4 separate regions of the Mus musculus genome follow, and all the other regions are linked to region 3. A link is a loop called in an ENCODE intact Hi-C map of the cell type or tissue named here. Cell type or tissue: heart. All regions are shown on one strand. Region 1 holds the start of Rbms1 (RNA binding motif, single stranded interacting protein 1). Region 2 has its middle 31 kb from the start of Gm39834. Region 3 overlaps Gm13582 (predicted gene 13582). Region 4 has its middle 29 kb from the start of Gm33436.

The links. Hi-C counts contacts between places; a loop is a spot of excess contacts. Peaks named below come from ENCODE experiments on the same cell type or tissue, not always from the same donor. Only the 100,000 strongest peaks of a DNase experiment are listed, where the experiment ranks them.
Region 1: a loop joins it to region 3, with 4 times the contacts of the local background. A loop is called at or near these places in 6 of 42 quality-filtered maps.
Region 2: a loop joins it to region 3, with 8 times the contacts of the local background. A loop is called at or near these places in 13 of 42 quality-filtered maps.
Region 4: a loop joins it to region 3, with 5 times the contacts of the local background. A loop is called at or near these places in 7 of 42 quality-filtered maps.

Annotation. Positions count from the first base shown.
Region 1 is chr2:60,877,628-60,885,627 of GRCm38, forward strand. It overlaps Rbms1 (RNA binding motif, single stranded interacting protein 1), which reads right to left and starts at 3,811. Exons shown (of 14, transcript NM_001141931.1): 1 at 3,491-3,811. The coding sequence starts at 3,559. It overlaps LOC108168762 (a long non-coding RNA gene), which reads right to left. Exons shown (of 2, transcript XR_003953832.1): 2 at 5,339-8,000. In heart, a CTCF peak has its summit at 3,486; DNase peaks (open chromatin) are centred at 3,824, 4,784 and 6,464; H3K4me3 peaks cover 3,729 bases; H3K27ac peaks cover 4,426 bases.
Region 2 is chr2:61,397,829-61,405,828 of GRCm38, forward strand. No RefSeq gene overlaps it. Among named protein-coding and RNA genes, the nearest start is that of Gm39834, 31 kb to the left of the region's middle. In heart, a CTCF peak has its summit at 4,671 (motif pointing left); DNase peaks (open chromatin) are centred at 4,183, 4,323 and 5,363; H3K4me3 peaks cover 1,980 bases; H3K27ac peaks cover 3,114 bases.
Region 3 is chr2:60,960,031-60,968,030 of GRCm38, forward strand. Gm13582 (predicted gene 13582) reads right to left here. Exons shown (of 4, transcript NR_045335.1): 3 at 7,944-8,000; 4 at 4,346-5,801. It also overlaps a transcript of Rbms1 not described here. Among named protein-coding and RNA genes, the nearest start is that of Gm33647, 5.0 kb to the right of the region's middle. In heart, no CTCF peak of the experiment used is centred here; DNase peaks (open chromatin) are centred at 2,241 and 3,091; H3K4me3 peaks cover 3,651 bases; H3K27ac peaks cover 3,266 bases.
Region 4 is chr2:60,717,935-60,725,934 of GRCm38, forward strand. It overlaps a transcript of Itgb6 not described here. Among named protein-coding and RNA genes, the nearest start is that of Gm33436, 29 kb to the left of the region's middle. In heart, a CTCF peak has its summit at 3,184 (motif pointing right); DNase peaks (open chromatin) are centred at 2,507 and 4,767; H3K27ac peaks cover 1,610 bases.

The DNA.
Region 1 (8,000 bases), 82 kb before region 3:
ATGTCATCTTCTAAACAAGGCCAAACAGTGAATCACTGGAATTCCTCACGTGCAGCTACACCCAGTTAATCTTCAAGAAAGCAGCAAATTGTGTAAATCTACTTAAACTGGGGTGGCAAGTACCTCGCTCGCCAAGAGTGAGCAAGATTTGCTAAGCTCGCCTATGAGAAGGCAAGCCCATCAGTTGAGGAGAGGCAGACCCACCGAAATTCTGATCACTGGTTCACCTACTTCCAACACCCTGTGACAGACCACTAGGGCAACATTCTCAGCCAAAATGGCTCTGGCTACGTGTCACGATCTGCAAAACTCATACTACGTGACATCACTGAGTCAACTAAAGCAAGGAAGAAGTGCCATGAAAGAAATAAGGAAACATGAAAAAAGTGTAAAATAATGATAATAATGATAGTAAGATTTTTAAAAGACAAGAAACAGAACCTGAAATCAAACTGGAAATAGCCACTTTCAGTCTGTAAAGACTTTTAAAGTATGAGGCACTTCCTGTTCCTTTTAAGCCACAATGAAATATTTTCACAATTACCAACGTCGTGATTAATGGTTTCATTTCCGTTGGGGGACGCTGGTTTCACAGAGTCAGACTGTATCTACTTAAGGAATATCATATTTGCAAGTCACAACCCACAGTGAGAAGATGTGCTCATTTCTTCAGAAACTTAAAACTAATAACCTTTATCTAGCACTGACTAGCAAGGAGTCACTGGAGTATTCAGACTCACCTCACTGGCCTGAGCTGAGCAGGTGTATGTATGTGCCCACAGGCTTGTGATGCAGGAAAATCCTGTTTATCCAAGGTGCCCTGGTTACAGCCCTTGGGGAGAGAAGGATGAGCAAGGCCCACCTCTGCTTCCACAGAAACTGGGTGACTCCTCCATATGTAAAGTGCAAAAGGGACTAACAATCGCTCACCGGAGCAAAATGCTGACATCAATGTTCCCACCAAATACCACCAACTCATCCTTCAGATCAAACTCTGAACATCCTTCTTCACCTTCTCTCTCCCAACCTACACTCACATACATACGGGGTGGGTGGAGAACTAGGGAGTCAGAGGTACCGGCACGGAGGATTTCTACATGGGTGTTTCCTGGGATGTTCATGGCAGAAAAGGCCATTGGAGTATGAGGTCCCAAAGGCCTGGTGGCCAGGATTCAAGTCCTGCCTCTGCACGCTGGGTGGTATGGACTCTGGGCAAGTTATTTAATCCATGCTTTAATGTTCACTGTAAAGTAGAGACTAATATTACCTACCACACAGGGCCGCTGCCAATGTGATGAAATCAGTTAATCCACAGAAACATTCCAAATGCCAGCCAGCAGGTAGTAAGGTGCTCGGTGATCGTTAGCTACCACGATTCTGTGTGTGTCTATACTAAGAGTGATTCTGACTTGTAGGCGTTCCAAAGGTGATTTAAGTATCCCTCACACTCCTTTTTATTCCTCAAGGAAGTTATCTGAAATCAGCCCCTAACAGCTGATTGTGTATTTCTAGATGAAAATCAAACTGCATTATATGCCTGAAAATTGCCAATTCTGTCGGCAAACTGAAGAAAGCATTTATGAACTGAAAGGCGCAAAGCTTTGCATCACAGCATCTTATAAGAAGTATTAATTAGATTTCCCATTCAGGCTAAGCCAGGATGAGATCATGAAGTCACTCACGGTAACCAGGTCCCTGCGCTCCAAGTGTGCTTTTTCAGTGAATGGCAAAATACTAACAAAAGAAACCTTTGACTCAAATACCACTGGTACCCAGGGTCTTGTGTCTGTATAATGCCTACACATTCATTTCTTTCTTTGCCTATAGAAAAAAGAAAGTCTGTTTGTTTTTCTGATTCAGTCAGCCCTTTTAGTCTTTGAGTCTAAGGAGAGGCTTGTGAAAAGAGCATCTTATCAGCATGCTCCAGCCAGCAGGCTGTGCCCCCCTCCACAACCAAACCTCCAGCCTCTCTCAGCAAAAGGCCTCACCCTCTGAGCCTTTTCCCATTTCAGAGCTAACACCCTGCTGGGTTTTGACAACAAATAAATGAATACACAAGGCCCTAACATAATTAGCCATCTTTTCAGGTAGAGAGAGGTGGGTGGGGGGAGGAGGGCTTGGGAGAATACTTTAGTGTAAATTGGCCTCACTTCTGAAGTTGACGCTGGCACACAGCATCTGAGGGCACTTATTTTAAATAAAGCCACATGAAGTGAGTTTTCGAGATACCCGTCCGTGAATCCTGACCTTGTGCATATCTATCTCAGCCAAGTCGTCAGTAAAGATTTTAAACTTGTAACCCAAAGATTGGACTTCTTAATCCAGGAGAAAGGCTGTGGCTTGGACATCGTGGGCACTGAAACCCAGGGACATTTATTTACTTCTTTTAAAGGGGAATTTTAACAAACAAAAGAGGCAAAGAAAGTAAAATAGAAAATAGTACTTTGTGACCCCGAGGAAGCATTTCAGATGGGCTGATGCTGGACAGCCGGAACAATAATCCTGCAAACCGCCACAAAGAACTCAGCAGGCTCCAGTGCCACACATCTGGATCTTAATGGAACCACAGTTTACGTGGAAGGGTGCATTTTGCTGCTATCATTACTGGGATAACTTAATTGATCTGTCTCTGTGGCTGAGGGTGTAGACTAGAGATTTATTACGAAGGGAAAAGATCTGCAATGCTGCCTTTTCTTTTTCAACAAGCATTCTGTCACTGACCTCTAAACGAGTTTAACCTTTTCTGAGCAGACCTGCACATTTTTAACATAATTTAGAGCTAGGGTTTTTGTTGTTGTTATTGCTGCTGCTGAGAGGCTGTGGGGTTTTTATCACAACATGGCTTCAGTAACCTTCTTTCAAAAACAAAGATGTTAAAAACAAAAGACCGAAACTAAAACCTGCCAGTTCCACTCCTTTTCCAGGCAGGGGATTCGGATGTAACCTTTCAAGTGCCTTTGGAGTTCAATCTGTTAGAAAATGTATGAAACAAAATTAGAATAGGAAAAGGCGTGTGTATGACTCAGGCTTATCCCAGTATCTCTATCACAGGATTTCCCTGTGTTTCTGAAAACCTTGAGAAAGTGACAGAAGTTCCTGTTTTTCTTTTCTTTTTTGTCTTTTTTTTTTTTTTTTTAAAATAAGAAGGGTGGCGCGCGCGAACACACACACACACACACACACACACACACACACACACACACACGTCTTCCGGGTTCCCCATGAATCAGACAGGTTTCTTGGAGGTCCCCTAGTGCAATGCAAAGCACTGCCCCGACGTATCCCCAGTTCCTCTGTACACAAAGGTCTCCAGGAAACCCCCAAACTTGTTGCGGGCCGCCGGAGCCCTTGGCCGCGCGCCTGCCCGTCCCACCTCTCCGCCAGTCCCCGTCCCGGTCCCCCCGGGCATCTCTCCGCCCGCCGCCTCCTTCCGAAACCGGGTCACCGCCCCGCGCGCTCGGCGCAGGCCTGGGGAGCGCGGCAGCCTCACCTGCTTGCGGTAGGGCGTCCTGCAGCCGCCGGCAGCGCCGGGGTGGCCGCTGCCGCTGGGGAAGATCATCTCGGGCGCGGGGAGCTGAGGCAACCGGGGCCGCGGCGCTCCGGGAACTCCCTCTCTCGCCTGTCCGGGCAGGCGGAGGGAGGATGCGGCCGGGGACTGGCTCGCGGCTCCCGCCCTAAAAGTGCGGCGCGACGCGCGCGGCCGGCGACTCTCGAGCAGCTCCGGGGGCCGCCGCCCTGCGTGCCATGGACCGGAGTTCGCGCGCGGTGCCGGCGGCAGCGGACGAGCAGCGCCGCCGCGTCCCCACCTCCCGCCGCCTCAACCACCGCCCCGAGAGCGCGCCGGCCGGGGGCGGGGAAGCAGCCGCGCACCGCCTAGTGCCGCGCCCAGCCCTCCCGCGCCTCCCGCCCGCCCGGCCGCCCGGCCGCGCCCGCTCCCCCGGCCTCGGCCCCCGCGCTCGGCCTCCCGGGCTGGGGCGGCAACCCGGGCTGCGCGGCGCCCCCATCCCGCGCAATGGTTGGCTCTGGCGCCCCGCATGCCTCACATTCCTGGGAGCAGCCACCCCAGGCCCTTGGGCCAGGCGTCGCCGTGGCTTCGCACCCCACTTGGCTGCCCCTTTTAAGGGCATCGCTTCGGGAACCGCTGGAACACCTGGATAGGAAGCCAATGGCCCGCCTTTTCTTTCATCTTTCACAGCAGCCCCTGGTCCCGAAAAGGCGCGGATAATTACTCTCACTTCCCTGTCCAGATCTACCTCCCAGGACACTTCTCAGCCCCCCAGTTATAAGCATGCTACATTTTTGTAGAGCAAACGGGTGGGTTTTTTTTGTTTTGTTTTGTTTTGTTTTTGTGTTTTCCTTTCCAGTCCCTCACCCAAATACACCCGGGAAAGTTTTCAATTTCATTCTTGTGCCACAGAGGAAGAGTTTTCCTTCAAGACAACATTATCAAAAAAGCAATGAAAACCTTATAAGCCATCCAAAGGGGAGACCTGTCCTTCCTGGAAAAGACAGAAGATACAGGAATTCAACCTAGTTATTAAAAAGACGGCAAGAAAGGGACAAAGACAGGAGTAATTTCCTTTGTTCTCAAGTGGAAAAAAAAATAAAAACTGCTTCTCTTGCCGCTCCTTTTGCAGTCACCTCTCTGGATGTAGCTAGCAGGCTTTGAACACATGTTGATGTGGAGGCCTCAGAAGAGGGTGGTCAAGCAAGCCATTTCTGGATAGGGTTACCAGGGCTGGTTGCCATCTTTAAATTGGCGACGGGGTCCCTGACAAGTATTCCTGAATTCTGGGATTACAGCCACAGTACACATACATAGGTCTTCCCTGGCTTCTAACATCTTCCTGGAAAGGCCCATCTGCTACAACAATGAAAAATCCCAGCTTGTCTTAACAAGAGAAGGAACTCAAACTCTGGCTGTCACAGAGATGCTATGAACGTCAACTTTCTAGCCAAAGTGTAGCCATTCAGAGACTTTTCTGAAAACAAAGTTGAAAATTATACTTCCCAGAAATCCTGCTGGTGACTTAGTCAGCTGCTTCCAAAGTCCCCAGAGTTCCAGCAAAAGTAACAAGAAATAATAAGTCTTGCCTATTGAAAGCAGACACACCCACAACACACACATAATCCTAATTCTTTTCACTTAAAAAAAAAAAAAAAACAGCAAAGGCTAGGGTATTCGGTGCATACTGGGCAAGTAAAACCTTAAAATTCACAGGATATCTGCCCTTGAAAGTGTTTAAAGATTACAGCACAGCCAGGCTGTGAGCTAGTGGGGACCCCAGAACTGTTTTTCTACTACTACTCCATGCATTGGTTTTGTTTTTTTTTTTGGTTTTTTTTTTTTTTTTTTTTTTTTTTTTTGCTGTGACCTGTTGTCTTTCCTCACTATGAGCCAGCACAAATGCAAAGTGGACAGTTTTAGTTCCAACTGTTCAAGTCGAAGATGCCTTTTCCTGAGGACTCGAGACACACCCTACTTCATCCTACCCTCTGCACTATTACCACAAGTCCCACCAGTCATCTACAGAAAAAGCCAGTGTACAACCTCAGTTGTCCTGACTGGTCTCTTAGGAAACCACAATTGAAACCACAGAAGAACAGCATTAAATTTTTTTATGGCTTTTCTCTCAAGTCATGATGTACTTGCTGGGTCATGACCCATTGGATACTGTGCTATTCCAAAATGCTAGCACTCGATTGGATGTCTAATAGTTCTCTAGAGATAAGAAAATGTTAAATGATAAAATTTAAAGAGATGGCAAAATAAATCTGATACTAGTAGAATGTGCAAATAATACTGAGAGGTATTAAGAGAACTGACCTTAAGACTTAAAATGAATCTAAGAATTAGCATGCTGTTTATAGTTTCACATGAACTGCTTAAAAAGAAAAAACATAGACATGTAGTACTTAAAAAAAAAGGAAACTTGAGTTCAAAAGCTCCAAATATGAAGTAGATCTATAAGCCATTATACAAAGAAGAAAAGATTAATAGTCCAACCTCAAAATAGGATCACAGAAACCCAAAAATTCAAACTTAAGGGAAATAGCTGGAATATGAAACTCTGTATATAACATACACAATCAATTCTAGATAATCCATGAGCAATTATAGGGATGGAGTCTAGCGAGGTCCGTCTAGAAAAGTCCACTTTCATTGTTGTCGATTTTGAAAGAGACATCAGAAACTAAAGGAACTGACCAGAAAGCCTGCAAGCTATTCGGGTGAAAATTCAGTGCTGCGGAGCCTTGTCCTGTGTACCTCCTTCTCCACCCTCAGCCTTAGGTGAAGCTGTGGGAATCTGACCCAGGGGCAGCCACTCTACAGACTGGCCAGTGACCTATGATCTGGGTGGGACTGGAAACATGAGCTCGCCAATCTGATTCTCAACCCTTGGGAATTTGATTCACAAAACTCCAAGGGCTAAACCAGTTAGGAAAGGGAAAGAAATGGCAAGAGCTGCCTGGGGTGAGGGGAGGGGGAGGGGAGAGGAGGCCATGACAGGCCAGAACCATATGCAAGCCAAGCTTATGAGGAAGCAGAAGCTATGAGGAAACAGGAAGCTGCCTGGCAGCAGGCAGGAAAGCAGCAGAGCAGACACCAGGAGCCCCGAGCACTTGGTGGTGAGAGACGATGGAGAGAGCTCCTGTCCCTAGAGAGGTGTTGACTCCTCTTCAGAATAGCAGCAGCCCTCGGACACTATGTGTACACTCAGGCCACAGCCCTGGCTAAATGAGTTGAAAGAGTTTCTTGTCTCTTTGTAACAACACAAGAGACAAAATGAAGGCAGAACCAAGCAAGCCTGACTCCATATTTCAGTTCCCTACTTATGCCACACATGATCTGGGGCAAGCTAGTTGCATCCCACATTGTTTTCACAGTATAGTGTTACATCAAAAAGGTTCCCAACTTGATAAACGGCAGCTATTAGTGTTGTAGTCCAGGTTTTATAGCAGAGGAGGGTAGTCTAATAGCACATGCATGCATAGTAAGTGTGAAAGGCCATCAAAGAAGAGAAGGTAGGGTACATTGGTACTCTATGGCAAGTAACAAGCATATCTAGCTAAGGGGATGTCATTTTCAATCCCTGTTTGCTGAATGGCTGAATGAGCACACTCTCTAAGGCTATCTAACCACCGATAACAGCAACAAGGAAGGAAGAACGGTTTGATGAAGGGTCTGTTTCAAGAGCTCAGATACACTGAAGAGTTTTCTCTATTGTTCTCCAGCCTCCTTTTAAGAAACCATATATTAGAGCAGTGTCATTTCATGAGTAGGAATACTGAGCAGTCTCAAAGATCATCCTGTGAGGCAGGCAAAGTATACACACAGGGATAATAACAATGGAGCAACCAGGACAAGCAGAAGCCTGTGTTCGTGTAGGGGAGATGAGACATAGGTAATGATGCCTTCCTTGATAGCAAAAAGCTTGTACAACTGGAATTTGATGCTATGACATTAGATGATGTTCCATCCTTCAGAAACAATTTTAAAACGAGACTGGTTTTTCACGTTTCACTTTCATAAGGACCCTTTGAGGGTAAGGGGGGTTATAAGGCTTATGATGCCAAGGAGCAAGAGAAAGGTAAGAAGAACTGACTCAGCTACCCACTGGGGTCTTAAGTAATACCATAGTGGTGTTAAAAGTTGAGGGCTGGGTAGGGTTCAAAGACTGAGTCCTGCACAAGATCTGTAATGTTGCATCCCAAGTTCCTAGGCAAGCATCTATAACCCCTGCCGCAGTAATGCAAAGACTTAAGTGGTAACTGGGCAAGCGATCTAGACTGTAATGTGCTGTGGGAGTCCACAGCCAGGGAGGATCAATACAGGATATAACATGGGTGTGGGGTGCTCAACTATATAAATGTCTTGTTCATGTTCAGGATGAAGTGCTGTGTAAAAGACCAGGAAAAGCAGACCTAGACGTGACAGGCAGAAGGGTGAAGAGTCAAATCCCCAAGGATTCCTCTCATGAAACATTCTAATACCCACA
Region 2 (8,000 bases), 440 kb after region 3:
TTGAACTCACGTCTTATTCCAGAGCCCAAGTCTTAAGGCACTTTAGCCTCTCAAAAATATTAGTAATATATTAGTTAAAAAGAAGATCTTATTTATGTATTAGCAAGTAAATTTGTCACATTTTAGCATGTCTCTGGAAGCAGAAATAGTTTAAACAACCTAATCTTAATTTATACATGCCTCAGGAGGTACATGTCTTATAAACTACGAGGGGACACAGGCAAAAATATCATGAAAATTAACCATAAGGTCAATGGGGCCTCTACTATGGTTACTACAATGGTTCATTCTTCTTATTTTTGAATTAAGGAATATTTTTTCTTTGTGTCCTCATATACATGTCGAAACTATAGAAAGAGGACACACGCTTTAGATAATACAGGGTTGGATTTTTTGTTTTTTGTTTTTGTTTTGTTTTTATTTCAACAGGAAATCATTGCCCAAGCCTAAATTTTGAGTATGTGCTATACACAAAACAAATTTATCTACTAGAGTTCATGGGCAGCTGGACTGGGAAAAAAACACATTAATTATCATTCAAGTGGAAATGCCCCCATAGACATACCATTTAATTAACAAAGAGGCCAGTATTGCAAATGAATAATTTGAGGCAAGACATAGAAAGATGTGTGAGATAAACACTCTGTGATTTAAAGATATTCTCAGCGGATAAACTTTAAAACATAGGAAATATATCCTTGTCTTATAAACTGATAGACAGAAAGCTTCCTTAAAGAGGGGTAGGCTTCCTGGTTCTCTTCCTTCCTGTATTTAAAGGCATTACCCTGTGAGCGGGTGTGAGCTGTGTTCCTTCAAAAGTCATCCAGAGGCTGCAAATTCCTACTCCCTTGAATTCAAACTCTGAGACGATGAGAGCTGAAATCACTTCATGTTGCACAGTTCCTCCATCTTTAAAAACCCTTGAAATCTGTAGCTCTGCCAAGATTATAAATAGAAGTGGCGTGGCAGCGGAGAATTGATCACGCTGGTAAGTGTGCTCGCCCCATTTGGGATGGTTTTATGAAGCATGGCAGCAGCTGGGGCAGTGGTGACTGATCCACCGCCATCGCCACTGTGGCGATAGATGCAAAATACCTCTCTCCATTCTGTCTTTATTTCCCGAGAAGAGCCAGGGAGATCTTTCCCAGAGCATTTTAAAAATTCAAGTATAGCCCAAAGGTCATTTTTTGGAGTAGTGTGGGAGACGTTCAGAATCTGAAATGAAATTGCACAACACCCTCCCCCCACACACTGAATTTCTGAAAATAATCTAAATATCAGAATTCTGTAGCCTGGTTTGACATTATAGGGGTGCTATAGCAGACTTTTGAGACACTATCAAAGGTTGTGTTGTGAGTCTTGGAAATATCATCCCTAATAAAATAGGGCAAAGCTACGTCCAGCTCTGGGGCGTGGCAGCTGTGAGGACAGGGCGTAGCAGAAGGAGATGCTGCCCTTGGTATTACCTCATCTTTTCTTTAGTATTCTCCTCCCCCTCTTTGCCACATTCACCCCACCCCCGCCACACTCAGCATCTAAAATTTGAAAGTACCAGGGTTCATAATTTAATTCAGTTCAAGAAAAAGTTATATTTGGAGATGAGAAACATATATAGAAAGAACTATAAGAGCTATATAAAAATGTGTATAGATAGAAGGGGATGTACACACACATAAATAGAATCTTCATTTAGCTTTATAAGAAGAAGCCAGGCTGTGGCACATGGAGAGGCCCTCCAAGACCTAAATTCTGCCCCCTCTTCATCTTGGAGCTTGCCTCACTGTTTTTGTTTTGTTTTGTTTTGTTTTTTGTTTTTTGTTTTTTGTTTTTTTTTCTCATCACCCAGAGGACATCTCTGGGAGTCATTTCCTTGTGGATAAATGTTTTTCCAACAGCTTAGGTGAGAGATTTTCAAATTTCAAAACAATTGATAAAGGGAAATGACCACTGAAAATACAGATATCAGAACCATGTGTCTCTCTGCCCCCATAGCCTCTTGGCAAGAAAAACAACAAAACAAAACAATCTTCATTTCAAATAGAGTCTTACACAAAGGATTAGCAGAAAAACTGTAAATCCTGTAGCCACTTTAGAAAGTACAGAGAAAAGAAACTCTATTCTCCTGCTGACCCACACACCAGAAAGACTCAGAGGCTCTCTAATAGAGCTGTGTTGAAACCCCTTGGGAATCTCTAGGCAACACTTAGAGACAACATTTAGTAGAGAACACCATATAATAGATACTGTTGTTTGTTTTGTTTTAACACATTTAGTGTCTACAGTTCTCAATCTCTGGTCCCCAAAAAGGCCTAGGTATCCCAACCTTTCCTTCAAAGCCATGGCTAAGACAATATTTCATTTCTCTCATGAAGCATCAGGACAGGTCTAATACGGGTGTTCCTTTCCTTTGTGAAGAGGCTAGATTTAACACTTTCCGCTGTAATTGTGTGAGGTTTGGTCTCAAATACAAAACTGTGGTACAGCACTGTTTGAAGAAATAATTGCGTTAAGCATGCAATAGTGATAGAGTGCCAGAGAAGAAACGGTCTCCTCGCAAAATTAACTGATGCTCATCCATTGCAAGATGACGTTTTAGAGGACACAAAGATAAAAATAAAAAAAAAATTAAAAAATTAAAAAAACAAACGCAAACTCTACACTGTATTGACTTGGAAGAGGAAATAAAACTTAGCAGTATTAAAGAGGTCTCTAAACTGAAAGTGAACCAATTGCTAAAATGGAAGGTCTGTAGATAATGGGAAGGGGCGGTGAGCAACACTGGCTGGAATGATCAAGAGGAGATCTGGAAATACAAGGTTGATTTAAGATAGACTCTGAAGGAAGGACTTAAAAGAAAAGAAACGACATTCCCAGCAAGTATCTGGTAAACCATGGCATACTTGCCAAGAAGAAATTTCATTTTGAGGTCATAAATGCCCAGATTGATCTAATCTTTATTCAAAACAAACTTCTAAGAAGAAGTTTAAGTGAACTTAGATCCTTAACAAAGGAGCCATTTCCCACTGAGAGGACTTAGATTGGGGCTTCTCCAGTTATCCTCAGCAGCCTCCAATTAGTCTAATCTCTGTAGGACGTGATCTCCGCCCAAGGCATTTGGGGGAGAAGGGTAAACACTGCCTTCTTTCTGGTCGCAGTAACAATTTTGAAATACTAACAGATAGATTATCCTTGTGCTTTTATCTTTCACCTTCCACCCCAGCTGCTTTGCACTCTTAGCCAGAGAGAGGGAGAAGGGAAGGGGAAAGAAGGGGGGAGAGAGAGAAGAAGAAGAGGAGGAGAGAGGAGAGAAGTGGGGAAGGGGGGGTAGGAGAGGCGCCACAAGGGGAGAGAGATGGTTGTTTTGTAGTACAAGATGGATGGGGGAGGGGAAACTTTGACTTTGAAAACTCCAAGTGGAAATTTTGAAAAAAGATAGGGAACGATTCTTAAGTTGCCCTCATCTTTAAAGATGTTGCACTAGATTAAGATGCCTAACATCATACAGTCTTCTATCTAGAACCACCCCCCCCCTTTTTTTTTCAAAACAAATGGTATGTTTCCTGGGGGCTTGGCTTCTCTGCAATTGTGTAGCCCTTGGTAGAATGACGTACTAGAGCCTTGGCCTCTCCTTTTCTTTATCATTAAGTGGGTACCAAATATGCTTCATTGATAAGGGCTTAATATTTTGTTATCTCTCCATTGAACCAAAATTCAAGGCGATGAATGCTTCAGCATATTCTAGAGTTCAAAATGTAAAGCCCAACAATTTTATCTAGTCTCATGACCTTAGTTTCCACGTATAAAGGCAAAAACCTCCAGCAAAGGGATGTTGTGTCTGCCTCAGACAGTGGTGGTGAAGGTTAAATTAGATACTGCTGAGGCATTTGCCACGGTGGGGGTGGGGGAAGTTGGCTCAGAGGACATAAGCACTACTGGTTTATTGGTGACAGAATGTCACATAAGAGCCCTCGTGTGCTTGTTTTCAATAAGTCTTTTCTGGCTAGTTAAACAACCCTATTTTAAGAGTCCCCAAAGTTAGGCATATACACGCCTCTTCCCTCTCTCTCCCCGCCAACACCTCACAATGACAGGGTCAAGAGACCGCCTTTGGTATATGCTGCCCCAAACCGACTCTTCTAGTCCCTGCTAATAAAATGTAAAGAATGTGATACAACAGGCGTCCCGAGTTAGGAGACGGAGGGAGGCTGCCAGAGATGTGGTCCCAGTGGGCTCTCAAAACCTCTAGTATTCAGTTTATCTTGGGTAAAGCCTTTGTTAGAATTAAAGAAAAAAAAAAAAAAAAGGCAGGCTGTTGCAAACCAGCTTCTCGGTAAGCTATAGTCGCTTCCTTGGCTACCCGCGACATGGGAATAATCGTTCAACTAGTCCCATTTCTATTGCGACTGGAAACAGGAAACGAATAAGGTACAGTCTTAAACAAAAACAAAGAGACTGAAAGACAAACCAGATTGTCCCAGGGTTCAGGAGAGGTTTGTGCTAAGTGTTAGAAGGTTCAGATCTGGTGGATCCTCCCCCACTTTCTGCCATTCCAGAAATTCCTTAGGGGGGGAGGTGAGGCGGGGGGGTGGGGGGGGGGGGGGGAAACGAAGAGCTGTTCTAAACTGCACAGCACTGCCATCTTCAGGGCCAACGGGGAAAATATTTTCCGGGTCAGTCAGACAAATCATCGTCCTGAATGCTTCATTTAAATATAATCAAATGCTTAAAACTTTGACAAGCATACAGTCTGTAACAGATTTTCTTTTTCTTTTAGCGTTTTCCATGTTTGGAATGTCAAAGGACACATTTTGGGGGGGGGAGGAGTCTGTGTATGTGATATATGAACATTAAAAATACGTATTTGCCAATTGAAAGTTATTTTCAACTGGAAAGATTAACTAGCTTACACTACACTGCCAGGTGATGGAGCAAAACAGACGCAAACATAGTGTTCTGAAATTTTTTTTTCCGTAAAAAGAAGAAAGGATGAATGTAATGGTTCCACAGTGCCGTTTGAACAGATGGTGTGATTAACAACTAGTGTGTTAGCCGTCTCAGGAGCTCACCGAGAGTAAACAAATGCAACGGGAAAATCACTTTCCTCCCCAAAGAGTTTTTAGTTCATTTTATTACGAAAATTTGGAAGTCTGCATTTTGAAAGCTGAGTATCCTTAGAGGATACTGGGAATAAGAAGGGAGGGAGGAGTTTCTGGAGGAAGACTCAGAAAGACTATTCTCTTCCTGATGAAGAATGCCGAAGCTCTCACAGAGCTGAGATGGGGGTAGTCTGGGCTGCGGCTGTCATCGGGATGCTGGAGGTGGGTGGTGCATGGTCCTACACACAAGCCATAAAATAAAAAGGTCAGATTCTCTTCCCGGCTCTTGTCCTTGCTCTCTCTGGACTGCGGTTTCTTTTGTTTGAAAATCTGAAGGAAAACCAGACCAACTGAACAGCTGTGTTTCAGAAACTTTAATGTGCACCTGGGGATCTCATTAAGATGCAAATTCTAACCTGGGGTAAGGTAAGGTCCAGGCTTTGAAATTCTTACAGACTCCTAGGTAATGCTGATGCTGCTGATCCATGGCCTGCGTTTACCACCTGGCCTCTAAGAGCCTTCCAGTGGTGGTGCTCTAGCATCCCATAATAGGTGATGCAAAGCTAGCTGATAAGAGGCAGAGTCTGCCTTCCTAAGCCCGACTCAGAACTACTTGTGGATAAAAATACCTAATAAATATATCACACGTTGCACTGATTTTTTTAAAGACCTTTTTTTTTTAAGTATTTTTCTATGGGAAGGTATTTCGCGTGAGTAGAGTGTGCAAGGACCAGAAGAGTACACACGAGGTGGAGTTATATATAGTAGTCATGAGCTGTCATAGTGGGTGCTATGAACTGAACTCAGGTCCTCTCCTCAGCAAGGTCAGAACACCCTGCTGAGCCATCCCTCTTGCATGGGTTTTAAAAGTAAATCACTTAGGTTGTCTGTTTTCTTTTAATCTGCTAGAGAATTAATCTGGAAGGGACCCCAAACCACAGCCACAGCCCATACATTATATTATATATTATGGGGATGAGATGATCAAGAGTCTGAGATGGAGCATCAGACAGCATCTGCATAGTCAACATCAATCCCAAGACTGCGGGGGATTTTAAAATGTCACTTTAGGAAAGGCACTGGAATCAGAATAGAACGTCTTGGGGGAAAATATCTATAAAATGCATATCAGGCTCATATCCAGAAAACATGAAGAATTTTCAAACCCCAATAGTATGAAACCAGCCTAGACCAGTGAGACAGTCTGTGGGCAGGGGTACTTGTCACCAGCCTAACTGACAGACAACCAGAGTTCAGTCCTCAGGATGCAAATTGATCCTTGAGAATTAATTCCTGCAAACCGTCCTTAGAGTGCCTCACTCACCCACTGTGGCATGCGCACCCACCAACCCACAAACACATAATCCATAAATACATGTGATTTTTTTACACAAAATATTTCCATTTTAAAGGGGGCAAAGACTTAGAGTAGATGCTTTTGCAAATGGGAAATACAAATGGTAACGGATAAGTTCAGCATCATTGGCCGCTATGAAATTCATACTGAACCCATCACGAGGCACCTATCACAAGAACTAAGTTTAGAACTATTGACAATATCAAGTGGTGATACGAATGAGGAGAAACAAGATCACTCACCTGCACATCTCTTGACAAGACAAAGCAGAGGTGAGAGAAGATGTGACACGTGGCAAAGAAATAGCGAGGTGACTACGTCACATCTAAATGTACACCATTCAAATCTGCATAGACTTATGTGCTTAATATACCAATTTACTTCATGTTAGTTATTATAATAGATTCTCATGTGTGTGTGTGTCTGTGTGTCTATATGAGTGTCTCTGTGTGTGTGTGTCTGTGTGTCTGTGTGTGTGTGTCTGTGTGTGTGTGTCTGTGTGTCTGTATTAGTGTCTCTGTGTATGCGTGTGTCTGTATTAGTGTCTCTGTGTGTGCGTGTGTCTGTGTGTCTGTATGAGTGTCTCTGTGTGTGTGTGCGCCTGTGTGTGCGTGTGTCAGTGCACACACCCATTTGAGTGTGCAGAGGACATCAGGTACCCTGCTTTATCATTCTCCACCTTATGGATACACCAACAATTTTACTTTAGCGCAGCTGTGGGGCTGACAGCCTCCGAGGCATTACCTGTCTCTGCTCACTTCAGCACTGGGGCTAAGCAGGGGGAGGGGCCATGCCTGACATATATGTGAGTAACGGGGATTTGAACACAGGTCCTCATGCTCATACAACACAGGCCCTCTCCCTGTCCCTTAAAGAGAAGATTGTAAAACACTGAAAAGATCACCGTTTTGGTAGATGTGTTTGAAATCATGATCAATAAAGTAATATTTCCCAGACATGGCTGTAGTATCCTTCCAGCCCACTCCGGTCCTAGCAGCTTATTTTAAGCCTGTGGCATCCTTTCTTTTTCTGATCAATCTGTAATTGTCAAGTGAGTCTTTCCCTACTTTCCTCAGCACACTCTGTGGTAAGTGGAGGATACCAGCTCATCCCTGACAAGGCCTTGACCTTCGAGAAACTTAATATTCTTATAAAAATAAACCAAGTCAATTGATTCTCCCAAGGCTTGCACTGTAAAATACTCCTCCGGGAATTTCACAGAAAGACCACATACCAATCATTCCCGAGAGAGAGAGAGAGAGAGAGAGAGAGAGAGGGGGGGGGGGGCACTGTAAGAATAGTCAACCTCTTTAGTATTAAAAACTTGCAAATTGAGATAATATATCATGTTTCATCCTATCAGTTTGGTAAACAACATATAGAGTAATGGTGTATAGCGGTGATAGGGTGTGGGGGGAATCAATGAATTGACTGTTCAGTGTTTAGCAAACTGTTCAGCCTGGCAGTGTTTAGCAAATGCCTTTAAAAGGTATATCTTCTTAGGACGAGTAATTCAACTCCTAGAAATTTCTTGCAAGAAATAATCA
Region 3 (8,000 bases):
AGCCCTCCGACGAAACGCATCAGATTCATCTATTCCTTCCTGATCCAACAAAACCACTTCTACTTTATCATCTCAGGTGAAAATGTGTTTTTAAATAACTAACCCACCACTCAGTTTTTGACACAGCTTTCAAGCAGAAGTTCACAACAGCTGGGACTAGCCAAACACATCAGCATACTCTACAGAGAGTGACGTATTCTATCTCTGGAAGGTCAGAATACACACAGGCCAGCATCAGCACAGTGGACAACCGATTCCCGGTGAGTTCATTAACTCTTCAGGTAGATTATGCATGTTATTAAATTAGATTGTCAAATAAAGTCTCTCCATTTTTTAATGACTTACACTACCAGCATCTTACCAATGACTACAGGAAGGAGAAAGGGGTGTGTGTCCCCCTCTCTGACTCTGGTATCTAGTATCTGCATCTGGTCCCTCTGTATTTTTGGAGACACTCCTTTCTGAACTAATTATGACACCTTTACAATAGGGAGTTTAGATTTAATTACCAAACTTTTAAAACACCGCAGTATTATATAGGTCAAGTGAGGACGCACCTTTCTCCTGAAACAAAGGGATCCAGAGTAATAAGATTTCAGATTTCATAGGAGAAACAGCAAAATATGTTTTGAGACTGTCATTTACTGTAACACAAATCAATATTAAATGCTTTATGCAGGAAGCACACTTTCAGAAAATGGGCCCTAAAGCTTCCTGGGATCCAGCCCTAATTACTCCAGCAGGCTTTTGCCGTTTGTCTCTCTCTTCAATTATTTACAGGGGGAAAAAAGCCAAATGGCATGGCATGAGCTATATTAAATGCTACGTAGTTGGTTTCTAACTTACTAACGGTACATAAAAATTACTAAGGTAAATGTTTCATAGAAACACGACCCCCCCTTTTTCTTCCTGTTTTTCACCTGAATGTGCGTGTTTATTATTCATGGAGTTAAGTGTTGAATAGGCTTGTCCTTCAGGCACCCAATGCTGCATAATTTACATGAGTGCATCAAATATATAACACATCTAAACGGTAACACATTGATTACGTTACAAAATTTCTTCGAACAACACACACACGCGGTGTGTGTGTGTGTGTGTGTGTGTGTGTGTGTGTGTGTGTGTAAGAGAGAGGGAGAGAGGAAGAGAGAGAGAGGGAGAAGGAGAGGGAGAGAGAGAAAGAGAGAGAGAGAGAGAGAGAGAGATTGAGAGAGAGAATATCACCCTCAAGTTCCTAAAACAATGGCCTGCCAACCACATGGAGCCGAACAAGGCGCTCTTGCAGTTGCTAGCACCTTCCAGATCCCTGGTAACAGAAGGTAAGTGGGAATCAGGAGAGCAGTAAGGAGGCCTTTGGGTGCTGGGAAATTTCTGGCCTCTGCTGACAAGTCCTTTTTACATGGACAAACACTGGGCTGTGTTGTAGGTACAGAGCAACATGGACCACACACATTGAGAGGAAGAAAAGCTTTCAAGGTTGAAGCACAGATTCTTAGTACCAGGTCAGCAGTGTCCGTCTGCCAGCAAGCAATCCCCTAAACAAAGTTCAAACACTACATCCATACCTGATTCTTTTGTGATCTAGAAGGACATGCTAAGGTGTTAACAGCTGAAGGAGGCCGCTGCACCCACCAGCGCCTTCTGCTTTCCCTAACTGTGGCAGATTATTCTAGGGAGGTAAGATGCACTTTCCGTGAACCCTAATAATTTTTAAAATTAGTTTAGGAGACATCAAACTGTGGTAAAATTAGCATAGGCCCATTAACAATGTACCCAGGGTCCTTGGAAAGCCAGCCACAATTTACCTGCCTACATGTCATCAGTGGTCCTTACCCAAGGCTGTGCCACTTTTGAGCAGAATTGGGAACACCTAAGGCAGTTTAAAAACAAAAGAGAAAAGTACATACAAAGTCACTTCTGTCTATGTATCAAAATTTGCCCATTGTCCCTCCCATGTAAACGCTACAGAGAAGATTAAAGGGGACATCAATGAATGCAGAGTGAACTTTGGCCACTTCTCTACCCAAAACACCAGCGTAAAAGTGGAAATCAGTAACCAGGTGAAGTGCCACACCGCACAAAGATCAGAGGCAAGGGGCGGGCTCACAGGGCCCGAGGCGGGGAGGAGACGGTCCCGGCCCCCTCCGGCCACATTCGTCGCGCGCGCGGGAGCTGGAGGGTAGTCCTGCGGGGCGGGGCGGGGCGGGGCGGGGCGGGGGGCTGCGCGCCACTCAGGGGACCCCCACAGTTACTGCCCGCAGGGCGAGGCCCTGGAGAGGTCTGAAACACACGCCCCCAGCAGGTCCTGCCGAGAGCCCCAAGCGTCGGCCGGCCGCCAGCCCCGACTGGACGAGAGGGAGCCGCAGGGCCGCGAGACCCTTCCCTCCTCGTTGGCCAGGAAGGGGCTGGCTGTCCTTTCCTGTCTAGTCGCTCCCCCCCCCCCGCCCCCCGCTACTCTCTGTAACCCGATCGCCGCGATCGGCTCCCCGGGAAGCCGCCGCCCCGCGCGCAGCCCGGCTCTGCCCAGGCCAGCGCTATAGTTAGCAACCCCAGCACTTGCGCCCGGAGGCGGCAGGGTCGCCGTGCGCCCCTCCCCAGCCCAGCCCGGCGCGCGCCTCCGGGGTCCCTTCCTTTGGCGACCGTTCCCCGAGCCTCCTTACCTTGGCTTGCAGATACTGGGGGTAGTAATAGGTGGCGTACTGAGGGTACATCTGTTGTTTCCACACTTTGCCCATGAAGCTGGAAGGAAGCCTGCCTTGCAGGGTCGCCGACACTTTGGGTTTTCCAAGTCCCGATCTCTCCTGCCTCTCCCTTTCCGGAGGCGGCGGCGGCGGCTGCCTCGGCGGCTGCTGCTGCCACTGCTCCACCTCCCAACCGGGACCAGACGACGTCCTCCTCCTCCACCTCCTCCTCCTCCTTCTGCTCTTCCTCCTCCTCCTTCTCCTCCTCCTCCTCCTTCCAGGCAGACAGAAAGACACTGCAGAGCGCAGAGGACACCCCGGACAGGGCGCTCCCAAGGAGTTTCCTCTGGGAGCCCGACTGTACCCGAGCTGCCAAGGGCTGGCGCTCTGGCCGCGCAGCGCTCCGGGAGCAGGCTGAGCCCAGCTAGGAGTGATCAATACAAGTGGAAAGTACGGCGGCAGCGGCGGCTGCGCTCGGTGCCAGGCGGCATCTGGGGTGGGTGCGCCCGATAGCGAGAGGGGAGAGGGGCTGGCTGCCGAGGCCGCGGGGGAAGGGCGGCCGGGGGCGGGGCTTGGGCGCCGCCGAGCCCGGGACCCGCTGGAGGTGAGGGCTGACTTTCCACCACTCCTCACCTCCTAGGCTCTCAAGAGAACGCACAGAATCTCTAGGAGCGGCGATCGCTTTGTGTCCAGGGTGGGAGAAGGTTTGGTAGACCCTGCTTAAGAACTGCCGAGAAGGCACCTCTAGCTTTCCCGAGTTTTTAATCTTCGCAAGTGGGGGAGGGAGGGAAAGAGGGAAAGAGGAAATCTGATTAATCTCTCACTTCCCCCAAATTCCCGGACCGGTGATTTTTTTTTCTCCCCACAAAGGAAAATGCTTTAATGTCCAACCACAAAGCTGGAGCCAGGACACCTGGGTTCTGTTCCACCCACACACCAGGTCACAGCACTAATTTTCTAAGTGACCTTGGGAAGGTTAGTGTCCTTCGGTTTGGTTTTCCCAGATGTGAAACCATGCTCTTTGCGTAGACACACATACACACACACACACACACACACACACACACACAAACTGGCGGGTCCTTCTAAGGGAAAGATGCCAAAAAGAGAAGAATGTTATTAGAGGACACAATATAGACATCAGCTTCTCCCTGCCTTTTCTAATGCTGCCAGACAGTCTGTCAACTCCCACTCTGGAGCAAGGAAACTCCCTGAGTTTGGAATATTTTAAGGCCATTTTGAAAGTCAGGCTGGCATATTGTTGCAGTGTGCTTCGGTGACACATAGAATCAACCTCCCGCTCTGCTTCTCTCCATCTCCTAATTGTCTCAGCTCTAGACAGCCCCAGACGAGCAGCGGCTCAGTTCACTACATAACTGGATATAATTTAATGGAGTTAATTGGTCCCTGAAGTTGCCTGCAGAAGACTTTTATATTCTAGCTCAAAAAGAGACAATACAAAATGTACAATAAGATGGGGAAGAAAATGTCCCTAAGTTGGTGTCTTGCCCGGCTGATAAAAGACAAGGAGAAAAACATTTATTGAACATAGCTCTGTTGCTTTGTTTCGTCTTCTTTTTTATTGTTGTTGTTTTGTTTTGTTTTGATTTTTGAGTCATTTCTCAGTACAAGGTAAATCCAACCAAACAGGGATGCATGATTTCCTTCAGTAGTCAGAGCTTTATATGATTATATTTTAAGACAGGCTTTTAAAATAATAAAACATTTTTATATGATTTAGGCAAGTTTCTAGGTCATACAGTTTAAAAAAAACAACAGATACAGTTCATGTGAACACAATTTGAACATGTCAGGAGGCAGCTCATGCTCATTCATCGATATAAAATCTCACGAGGAGGAAATTAGATTTACTTAGTTTCCGTCACATGCGGGGCACTATGGAGATTAATGCCAACCTGCAGGTTAGAGTGGTCCAGTGTCTAACTAGGTGAGATGAAAATGTTCCTCAGATTGGTTCCATAGGAGAACGCTTCGGTTTTTAAGTAAAGAACTCGATAACGCCCCGTATTGGGGAACCCAGAGAGACTAGTAATAATGGTTTTGAAGGTGACTGACTGAAGAGAAATAAGTTGAGAAAGAACTCAGTCTAGGTTTGAAAGACACAGGAAATTGCCAAAGTGAGACTGTTCTACTTACTATTTTTTTTTTCCTCCTGGATGATGAAAATCCAGTCCATTTTCAAGAGGCCAAAAGCAGACCCAGACGTATATAGAGGTTTGATTTATGACTGAGCCAGTATTATAGGGCAGTGGGCAAAGAATGAACTTTTCAATAAATGATTCTGGGTCAATCGGTTATCCACATTGGAAAATAAAATAAAATAAAGGCCTGCCCCACAAATATCAAAGATGGGGACTCCAGCTGCATTAAAGATTACACTCAAAAGGCCCAAATTGCAAAGCTGTTAGGGGACAACAGGAGGGATAGCTATCTGATCCTGATGTGGGGGAAGATTAATAAGGGGAAAGAGGGTGTGAGATTATTGAGATACTTGGTTTGTAGAGTGAGCCTAGAAAGAATAAGAAAATGAGCCTCCCAAATAATTACCTCTACTTATAACTACAAAGGGTTATTATGCACCATCTATAGAGAGGTTCTCCAGAACATGAAAAAAAGAGAAAAACCTTTGCTAGAATAAAATGGATTTTTTTTTTAAATTCACAAAGGGAGACCAGCAAATGAAAAGATACTAACATTCAATTAGTAATATGGTAATTCTGAGAAGGTGACATTTTACTCTTTGCCAAGCTGGAAACAAACAAACAAGCAAAATAAACAAAAACAAAACAGAACAAAACAACCTAACAATGAAAATGATGTTAGCAGGTGAAGGATGGAGGAGGAGATTCTGGAGTGTTGACCAGAGTACTATCAGAAGCAGGTGTTGGTACTGTCATCAGTGGAGAACATGGTTTGCTGTTATCCAATTTTAAATGCTCTGTCCTACAACGCAGCTGCAGGCACAAACATGTTAAAGAGTCTTCTATAGATGCATCAGGAAGCGTGCACAGGATTCTTCATGGACCACTCAAAGTAACTCAAATGTCCACCAAGCGTACGAGACTTGAAAAGTCCTTGGTATCTGGACACAAGGAGACGCTACAACAGAAAAAGAAATGACCACAGGAAGAACACCAGTACACATCATTTCAAGTTCAATGCTGAGCAAAGAAGCAAGTCAAGGGGCTGGAGGGTCGGTTCAGCAGTTAAGAGTGTACACTGTCCTTTCAGAGGACCCGGATTTGGTGCCCAGGATCTAAGAGTTGGCTCCTAAACACCTGCAACTCCAACTCCAAGAGATGCATTGCCCTCTTCTGGCCTCCCCAGACTCCTGTGCGTATGCATGCATACCCACACATAGACACGGACACACACAGGCATGCACATACTTACTTATGAAATCTGTTTTAAAAGAAGCAGCAAGTCAACAATACACAGGACATGATTCCATTTTTTATGAGCTTCAAAAGCAGAAAAACTAAACAGTGTGTAAAAAAAAGCATATAAATAATTTTTAAAGCATAAATAAAACATAGCTAATATAAACATGGAATTCTAATAATGATTCTGTCTACTTGAGCAGAAAGTTGGGAGTAAGCAGTAAGTGACCAAGGATGACTCTGGATTGTAGATGTATAGGAATAAATTTCAATATATTCTCTTTGGCCTAATGAATGTGTGTGTGTGTACATAAACATATGTGCATACATACATACACACACACACACACACACACATGCTGCATCTCACCCAAATACATTTTTAAAACAAAAACCAGTTAAACATGGTTGTTTCCAAATAAATGCAAAAGTACAGACAGTAGAATAATGACCTTTCTTTTCCTAATTTCCTAGTTTCAATTCTATCACCTCTTTCTCTCTATCATACACATACCTTATTTTTATTTTCCTAGAGTCATTAAAAAGAAAGTGGCACACGCCTTTAATCACAGCACTCGGAAGGCAGAGGCAGGTGGATTTCTGAGTTGGAGGCCAGCCTGGTCTACAAAGTGAGTTCCAGGACAGCCAGGGCTACACAGAGAAACCCTGTCTCGAAAAACAAATAAACAAAAAAACCAAACCAAACCCCCCAAAAAAGAAAATCTCTAGTGCCCTTTAACCAATAAGAGTATTGTCTAATATTATCACACCTAATAAAGTTAACCATACTTGGTTAGCATCAGCATCAGTTGATTCCTAGTGTTTGATCATTTTATTTCCATTGTCAAAAATTCCTTTTTGTAGTTTGATTATTTAAATCTTAATGAAATGATGTGGCATATCAACTTGGTTTATGTGTTCCTAAGTGTCATTCAACATCTAAAACCTCACTCTGACTCATGTTTTTTTTTGTTTGTTTGTTTTTGTTGTTGTTGTTGTTGTTGTTTTTTAATTGGTAGTTATTTGTCAAAGGATTTGAAACATTTGACCTATAGATTTCCCCACCTGGCTGACTGCAACATTGTAGCAGTTTTTCAAGAGATGGTTAGGCTCTAAAAGTTTGACTAGATGCACATTTACCTTGGGGTCAAAGAATACTTTTAAAGTGGGACTATCCAGTTCAGGGTCTGTACCATTGGAGACAACCAAGGATGTGATGTCTGTTTCATTCTTGGTAGTGGTCTTAGCAGGTATCAGTGTGGTTGTTATCAGTCTGACTCATGTACTGTAAAGATACCCCATCAACCATTCACAGTCCAGTTTTAATACTTAGAAGTTACCCAAGCACATTATTTCAGTAGGAGCTACAAACTTGGGGCTAATTTTAGCATTCTGCCTGTATTTATTTGGAAAGTGTCTTTGGAGGAGTTTTTTCTCCAACTCTTTGGTTAACTTAAACAATTTTTCTTTCATTTGACAAGTTCAGAATATTGTTTTGTTTCCATAGGAAAACTTAAAGGTTATCATTGTGAACATTTTGATTTCATGGACTTTATACAATTTGGGTATAAAGGCTTTACATCATCATTTTTGTAGATGCTCAAATTGTCCCACCATTGATCAGTGGGAGCCATTTGAATTAGCTGCTGGTCTTTTTATCGGACCCGAATAGTCTTTTATAATTTTTCTAAACTTTTAGCATATTAAGGTTGTTCCAGGGATTTATGCAATTTTGTTCAGATTATAAGGAATCATTTGTGATGGATATCATGCTTTGCTTTTAAAACTTTAAAACTTAAATTGCTTTTTAAAAGTTAAGTTACAACAGTAACAGTGTTTAAAATATATTCTATGTGCTTACCACATCTGGAGCAAAGAGCTTGAGAAGACTTCCCAATGAAATCTAATGCCTACATGA
Region 4 (8,000 bases), 240 kb before region 3:
TGTGAAGGAAGGAAGCTAGGAAGGAGGAAGTGAATGGACAGATGGATAGTGGATAAAGCTATTATTTAATAGCATCTCTAAGGTACTTTTTTCCCCCTACTCAGACTCATTCTCCACATATATTTCTCACATATGAATATCCTTTCCTTCAGTGGCTCAGAGCCTGCTAATGTGTCTCTAGCTTTCTCATTTTCAGTGGAGACTAGCATATTGTCCCCAGTTCTTCACAGTGGGTTCAGAGCCGGACAAATGGTAACCAACACCTGCTTCTAGTTCTAAAAGGTAGTTGAGGTAATCGAACATACCAGAAGGAATCAAGGGGGGACTGCATTCAATTGGAGGGCATGTGGCTAGGGGGAGGGAGCTCATGTGGACCACACTGCCTTGTTGCTGTGTAAGAATGGAGCCCAATAATGTCCTACATCTCCAATACTTTCTGCAACAGTATGTTTGCCTGTACCTCATAGGGCATGTCGAAGTTTCTCTTCCTTAGATATCTTTGGAGTCATCTTGTCTTTCCATTCCCGTAAGCTCTGGGAGGCTCATCGGTTACTACAGGAGTGTTTGTTATCTGTCTGTCCCCAGAAAGCCGGGCAGGGACTGGTTGGCCTTCATTAGGACAGACAGAGCCCTCTCTCCAGTGTCTGGTCAGACTTACATGAAGTGTCATGGTTTGTGGTGGTGGTTGTTGAAGGCAGGGGCCTCCTCAGACTTACACGTAGGCTTCAGAAAGACAGCCCTGAGATGGTCTCTGCAGTAGATTGAGAAATGGCCCCCAACCCATGCCTTTGTACACAGCAGCCTCTTTGGACTCTTCCTATCTCTACTCCTTAGTTCTGCTTTGGACCATGTGACAAAGGGATTCTAGCAGACTGGTACAAACTGGCAGGGATCTGAAAAATAAAACCGGAGGCTTGCAGCTACTGCTACAGTGTATCCATGGGGCAACGGTGGGGCAAAGGTGAAACTAAGGTTAAACTTACCTGTGAGGCCACACAGCTGAGGACACATGTCAACAGACTGCCTGTTCTCCGTGACATGAGCTCACAGGAGTCTCAGCCTGCACTGATCATCTGGGCCCAAAAGAGACCTACAAAGGAACCACACCCACTACACCTAACCCAAATTGCCAAGAATTTTGAGCAAATAAATGAGGGATGAAAGGAAAAAAAAAAACAAGATAGGACATGCTATGCCTAACAATCAAATTGCTGAGAAATCCAGTTGGAGGCCAGATTTTGCCTTCCACCATTCATCTGTTCCGCGCTGTGGTCATAGTGACTACCTAGCCACACGGTTGACCACAGTAAGCCTGTGCAAGGATAGAGGGCCAGCGAAGACTGCCAGTTTCCCCCAGTCAGCCTTTCTGCATGCCTCTGTTAAAAGGGCTAGATCACACAGCGGGAACAGTGGGAGGATGTGTGCTAGTTACAGGGCTGGAAGCTGACTTTTCCAGGTTCACCCTTCATGGACACTGGGAATTTACAGATGATCCAAGTGTACGGTCATTAAATGAGCAAGTCTGGAGGCGTAGCATGTGTGAGGTGTGAGGTGTATGCGGTGGCTGTCTCTGGTTTTTGTTTGTTTGTTTTGTTTTTTGTTTTGGTTTTGTGGTTGTTGTTGTTTGCTTTTTCCAGACAGGGTTTCTTTGTGTACCCTAGATGTCTTGGAACTTGTTCTATAGACCAGGTTACCCTTGAACTCACAGAGATCTATCTCCTTATCTCTGCCCTCTGAGAGTTGGGATTAGAGGTGTACACACACTACCACCTGTAGCATGCCGTCTCTGTGTTAATATCCCCTTGGTTTCCAAGTCTTGCAGCATTGGGCTGTACTCACAAGGCAGCAGACACCATCCCCTTCCTTGCTCCTTCCACCTTTTGACTTAACTCCTTACTCCCCAAGACATTCCCAGTTAGTCTTTTAGCTCCCCAAGTCAGTGGGATAAACAGGCCCAAACCGGTAGACCAGGGTTATAATTCCAGATCAGCTCCTAAGATGGTGGTAGGTTGGAGGCATGGAGAAAAGATGACCTGTAGTTACATGACCATGGGAGAGGAGAAGAGAAGACTCCAGCAGATGTTGGCCAATCTGCATGGATAAGACCTGGCCTGGCTGTGGCTGGAGGCTAGGACGACAAGAGGGTAAGGGAGTCTGAAACAGCCTGAGGTGTCCTGTGCAGGCAATCGGTGAAGCAATTTGATGACACAGAACCGTGAGTGGGTGAGCTTTTTTTTTTTTCCTGTTCCACAAAAGATTCATTTTAATGTCACAGTATGACATACCTGTGAACCTGCCTTAGGGGTCCCCTAAAAGGTAGGACAAAGTGAGCCAGAGAGGTCGTCGCGCGTAGGACAGAAAGTAGTTCAGAATGACTGAGTAGAAAATTAAATGCCAGCAGCCTGAAGGGCAGTCAAGGGCTTTCTCTTAGGAACTCCGACTGAAAATAGCAGTCTTGCCTGGCCTGGCTGGTCTAGCCAGCTTGGCAGAGCTAACTAGGCACTGTGGCTAGGTGTGGGTACTGTCCATGTGAGCAGTCCGGGTAGGTCCCCGGATGACCTTGGTCTATTGTTAGCACTCACAAGCAGCTGGGGCCGGTTTTCCTGGTAGCAGTAATAGCTACAGACAGCTTTGGAAGCCTAATTTGTTTTCAGTAAAGAAAAATAGTGTAGTCAAAGCACAGTGAGACCCTGAGTTTGACTCAGAGGTTCTGTGACTGTCAACATGCACCAGCTTTCTGGAAGAACTTTAAGAAATCAGTCACTTTTTTTCTAGAGTCAAATTTAAAAACCTTGAACCTCTTACGTAATCAAAATGTATGCCCCCCCCCCCCACCTCTTGGGGAACGTGTTATAGTAATTCCTGATTGCATGCCTTAGTTATTAGCATTATTTACCTTTCTGCATACCACAGTAGAAGCAAATTCAGATGCAAGGATTCAAAGCAGAAGAGGGGTTTAACCCTTAAGAACTAGACACAAAGTCAATGGCTCTTTAGGAGCCTGAAGATGGGTTTGAAACCTCAGATGAAAAATCCCTGACATCACACGATGCCCCAGTCAGCACATCTAGCTGTAAGTTTGCTTTAACGTATGGTGTCTGGGGAAAATACTGAGACATCGCAAAAATATCATTATATTTCAAATTTAAACTTTTGAGACTGCACTTCATGCTGCGAACACTAGAGGGCAGAAGTCAGAGAGAAAAGGCTACCCTGGAAGGAACTGCTCTGGGAAGCTAGGATTTGTATTTCACTATGACACACACAATTTTACTTAAGCAGACGCTAATGCTTGTAGTGTGACCAAGTGACTTCATGGTTGGAATTCAGTATTAAATTCCTATGATCTGCTGTAGCTGTCCAAAATCCACAACAGTGAGGAAAAAGCTATTGCTCTCTAAACAGAATCTATATCCTGCCCATTTTAGACACTTTGAGGGCCAATACAATATAGTTATGTCTGCGAGTCCTTAATTTTAGGGGGTACATTTCTTAGATGAATAACCTTTCACAGATATTGAATTTTTTAAAAATGCAGTATTGGTCTTACTTAGAGTTCTCACAGTGAATGGTAATGACATTAGGCTTTCCACTCACAGAAATAAAACATGCTCTCTGTAGAAGCTAGGAGTGACAGTCTTCCCATCTCCTCTTCCCCCATGATTTTCCTGTATTATCTGGACATTAAAATACCACTGTATAACCAGGAGACACTAAAGTTAACTGGTCACATTGGCATGTCAATACAAACATATATATATATATATATATATATATATATATATATATATATACACACATACATATATACACACATACATACATACATATGTACACACATATATGTATGTATATATATATACATGCATATAAACACACACATATATACCTACATATAAACATACACACATACACATATATATGCATGTGTGTGTATATATATACGTGTGTGTATATATATTCGTGTGTATATATATGTGTATATATATATATTCTCAGTTGATCAGTCATTTTGTGCCTTTTGGGAATGCCAGAAAGAACCAATGAAGTCTAGTCTCACCACCCATTTAAAAGAGAATCACAGTCACTTCAAATGGAAGCAAGTATCTTAAAATATTTTTAAAAAGACCACCTAATTCACGATTAAAGCATGATACCAAACATATTACCAAACATCAAGAGAATATAAATATATGAACTACTGTCCTTTGACTACTACACATTTCTTGAAGCAGCTGATTATAGCACGTGTGGGTCTGAGTGTAGGAAGAGAGAATAAAGCACACTGCACTAAGAAGGGGGGCTCTTTTATAAACCTGGGGGTCACACTTGTGGGTTCCCAAGTGCTGAGAAAGTTGAAATGCCATTATGGATCCCCAAAGCAGAGTTGGTCTGTAATGATCCGTGGCCAGATAGGAAACACTCAGCTCTGAAACTGGGGGTTGCATTTGTTAGCCATGCAGAAAACTTGGTCCACTTACCTCGCACGGGAGACCCTCTAATCTCAGAAAGTGCTGACATGCGTTACTGTACCCGTGAGCAAAGTCTTTGGCAGAAGTGCCATTGATCCTTGTGGTAGTGAATAGACTTAAAACATTCTGTTGTCACCATCCCTGAAAAAGCACATTCATGGGACTATTTCTTCCACCGGCATAATGAGGCATTTCATAAAGGCATGTGGGTGTACACCGCTAGGCAAAGATACTGCTGCTGAGTGACAGAGCGCCTGGCTGATTTACACAAACCCCCAAGCGCGCGCAAGCGCGCGGATGAGAATAGGTTAGCTTTAGATTGACGAGCAAATGTGGAGCCAGACTTCTGGCTGACAAATGGCAGAGCTATGCCAGCGCATTCGCTCCTCTGGAGGGAGACCAAAAGTGAAACAGGATCAAGTTCACTCTGAAAGGACATCCAAACCTAGTGGATGGCTGGGTTGGTAAAATATATATAGACACGAACCCCCCAAAATAGAATTTCGAGAGTTCATAGTTGAGCACATACCCAGGCCAGTGACAATACTTGCAGAGAATCCCTGGACCCTGTGTGTATTTATATTGACATTCCTTCAGAAGGGCCCTGCTGTTTTCAAGATAAATCTATTTTATTGGCAGCTTAGGTTTAAACTCACTACTCTCTAAAAATGGCCTGTTTGGGAAAACCAGAGACTGAAAATAACAACTGATGAGACTAGTGTTCAAAATGGTGCCAAGCAGTAACTGGGCCAGATTGGATTAGGTTTATTTTGGCCAGGCACAGCTGAGAACAGAAATGTCCAAACAGCGTTTGTCAAGAAGAGTGAATTATTATGACCACTCTTTCTAGGCTAAAGTTGAAAGTTCAGGTCTCTAAGAAGGTGGTGTGACTTTAGTGATCAACACTATTTCTGAGCTCCTGCGGCATGCCGAGAGCTTCACCTAGCACTTGGTATGCACTGGCCCATTTATTTCCATCCTAAAGCCATGGGGTAGAGCATATAGTCCTTGCTTTATAGATGAACCTGCTGTTCAGAGAAGTCAGTTGAGCTGTCCAGAGCTACACAGCCCCTGAGATTCAGGATTTAAAATTTCTGGCTCCAAAGCCCTTTGAGTCATGCTACATTGCTGCTTGAACACGCAGTGGGCATACTGATACGGTTTAGCAGCTTGCAACTGCTGTAGGGTTTGAGGAATGTTGGAGCAAGAACAGAGAAAGCTGAGAGACCCAGGTTTGAATCCAGACTCCACTGGCTGTGGGATTTTAGAAAAACTGCTAGCATCTGAGCTTATCCATCAGAAGTGTGTGTGTGGGGGGGGGGGGGGAGGGGGTGGAGGTGGGGGTAGGAGGGTAGGGTATAAGTGTGATGAAACTTCCAAACCACCTTTCATATCTCTCTTGATTCCAGGAGCCTTCCTTAATGGGCTGTTAATTTCCTGTAATGGAAGCACATATTTGTCCTTTTAAATGAACTCAGATGTGAGAAAACATTTCCATTTGAAATTCAAAACCTGACTCCAGTTTTGTCACAGGAGTTCCTCTTCTCTATTAAGCTCCTTTCCTGGGTGGCCTCCCCTGACCTTCCTTCTTCCTGGTGAAAGACTCCACCTCACAGTGCATGAGGTTCCACATATAAGTCAGCCATAGGATGTGCTGAAACGGAAGAAAAATTACCTGTGGAGGTTAATCATCACTGTCATTTTGACTGGAATTAGAATTACCCAGGAGAGACACTTCTGGGCATGTTCGTGTGGGTATTTCCAGAGAGGTTTAATGGAGGGAAGAAAATCCACTCTGAATGTAGGTAGTACCATTCCATGCTCTGGAGTTCTGAGCTGACAAAAGAGACAAGACATAAGCATCAGCATCCGTCTGGTCCCACTTCCCGATTGTGCTTAGAATGTGACCAGATTTCTCCACTCCTGCTGCCTAACCTTCCAACTGTGATGGTCTGTACCCCCAGACTGTATACCAAAGTCAACTCTCTCTCCCTTGCTTTTGACACAGAGACAAGAAAAGTAACTACCCCCTATGGTGCTTCACAATATTACCAACAAAGCAAACCACTAGATTTGGCTTTCATATGAAGATACTGCTGCTACTTCTGAGGGAGTTAAAAGACCACGTGTGCATGTGTTCTGCTCATTTTGTAGGTTTCTTTTCACTTTTGCTAACTAATGAATGCTCTTTATTTGTTGCAGCCACCTTTTTGTCTAGACTTCAATGTTCCGTGCAGATGGGATGAACTTTCCCATCTGAATATGGCCATCTCTTCTCAGTGTACCAACTCCATCCGTAGTCATTCCTGCATCCCCAGTATCCCTACCTCCAGCTCAGTTGACAGAAACATAGACATAGGCTCTCCTACCAGGACACAGGTCACTGCTGCTCAGCATTCTTGAGGCTTAAGTAACAGGAACCATGCTGTTTGGGGAGGAGGGGGTGTGTGCAATGACTGAATGCTCCTTTGATGGTGGCCTCATGACACTCACTGACTAAATCCAAGCATTTGCTATTTGAGCAGATGCCAAATGCTCTAGCCTGGATATCTATGAACTTACAGAGAGCTGGATGCCAAAATAAGATAAAAGCACCCAGGACAATGTCTCCATACCATTTTTTCAGGGATAGGCGAGGAAGAGCTTTGATTAATTGGAAGGCTATTTAAGAAACATATTTGCCTAGGAATTTCATAAATTCATTCTTTTTAATAGCTCAGTAGTACTCCATTGTGTAAATTACCACATTTTCTGTATCTATTCCTCTGTTGAGGGGCATCTGGGTTCTTTCCAGCTTCTGGCTATTATAAATAAGGCTGCTATGAATATAGTGGAGCATGTGTCCTTCTTACCAGTTGGAACATCTTCTGGATATATGCCCAGGAGAGGTATTGCAGGATCCTCCTGTAGTACTATGTCCAATTTTCTGAGAAACTGCCAGACTGATTTCCAGAGTGGTTGTACAAGCTTGCAATCCCACCAACAATGGAGGAGTGTTCCTCTTTCTCCACATCCTCGCCAGCATCTGCTGTCACCTGAATTTTTGATCTTAGCCATTCTGACTGGTATGAGGTAGAATCTCAGGGTTGTTTTGATTTGCATTTCCCTGATGATTAAGGATGTTGAACATTTTTTCAGGTGCTTCTCAGCCATTTGGTATTCCTCAGGTGAGAATTCTTTGTTTAGCTCTGAGCCCCATTTTTTTAATGGGGTTACTTGATTTTCTGGAGTCCACCTTCTTGAGTTCTTTATATATATTGAATATTAGTCCCCTATCTGATTTAGGATAGGTAAAGATCCTTTTCCAATCTGTTGGTGGTCTTTTTGTCTTATTGACAGTGTCTTTTGCCTTGCAGAGGCTGTGCAACTTTATGAGGTCCCATTTGTCGATTCTCGATCTTACAGCACAAGCTATTGCTGGTCTATTCAGGAATTTTCCCCCTGTACCTATATCTTCAAGGCTTTTCCCTACTTTCTCCTCTATAAGTTTCAGTGTCTCTGGTTTTATGTGGAGTTCCTTAATCCACT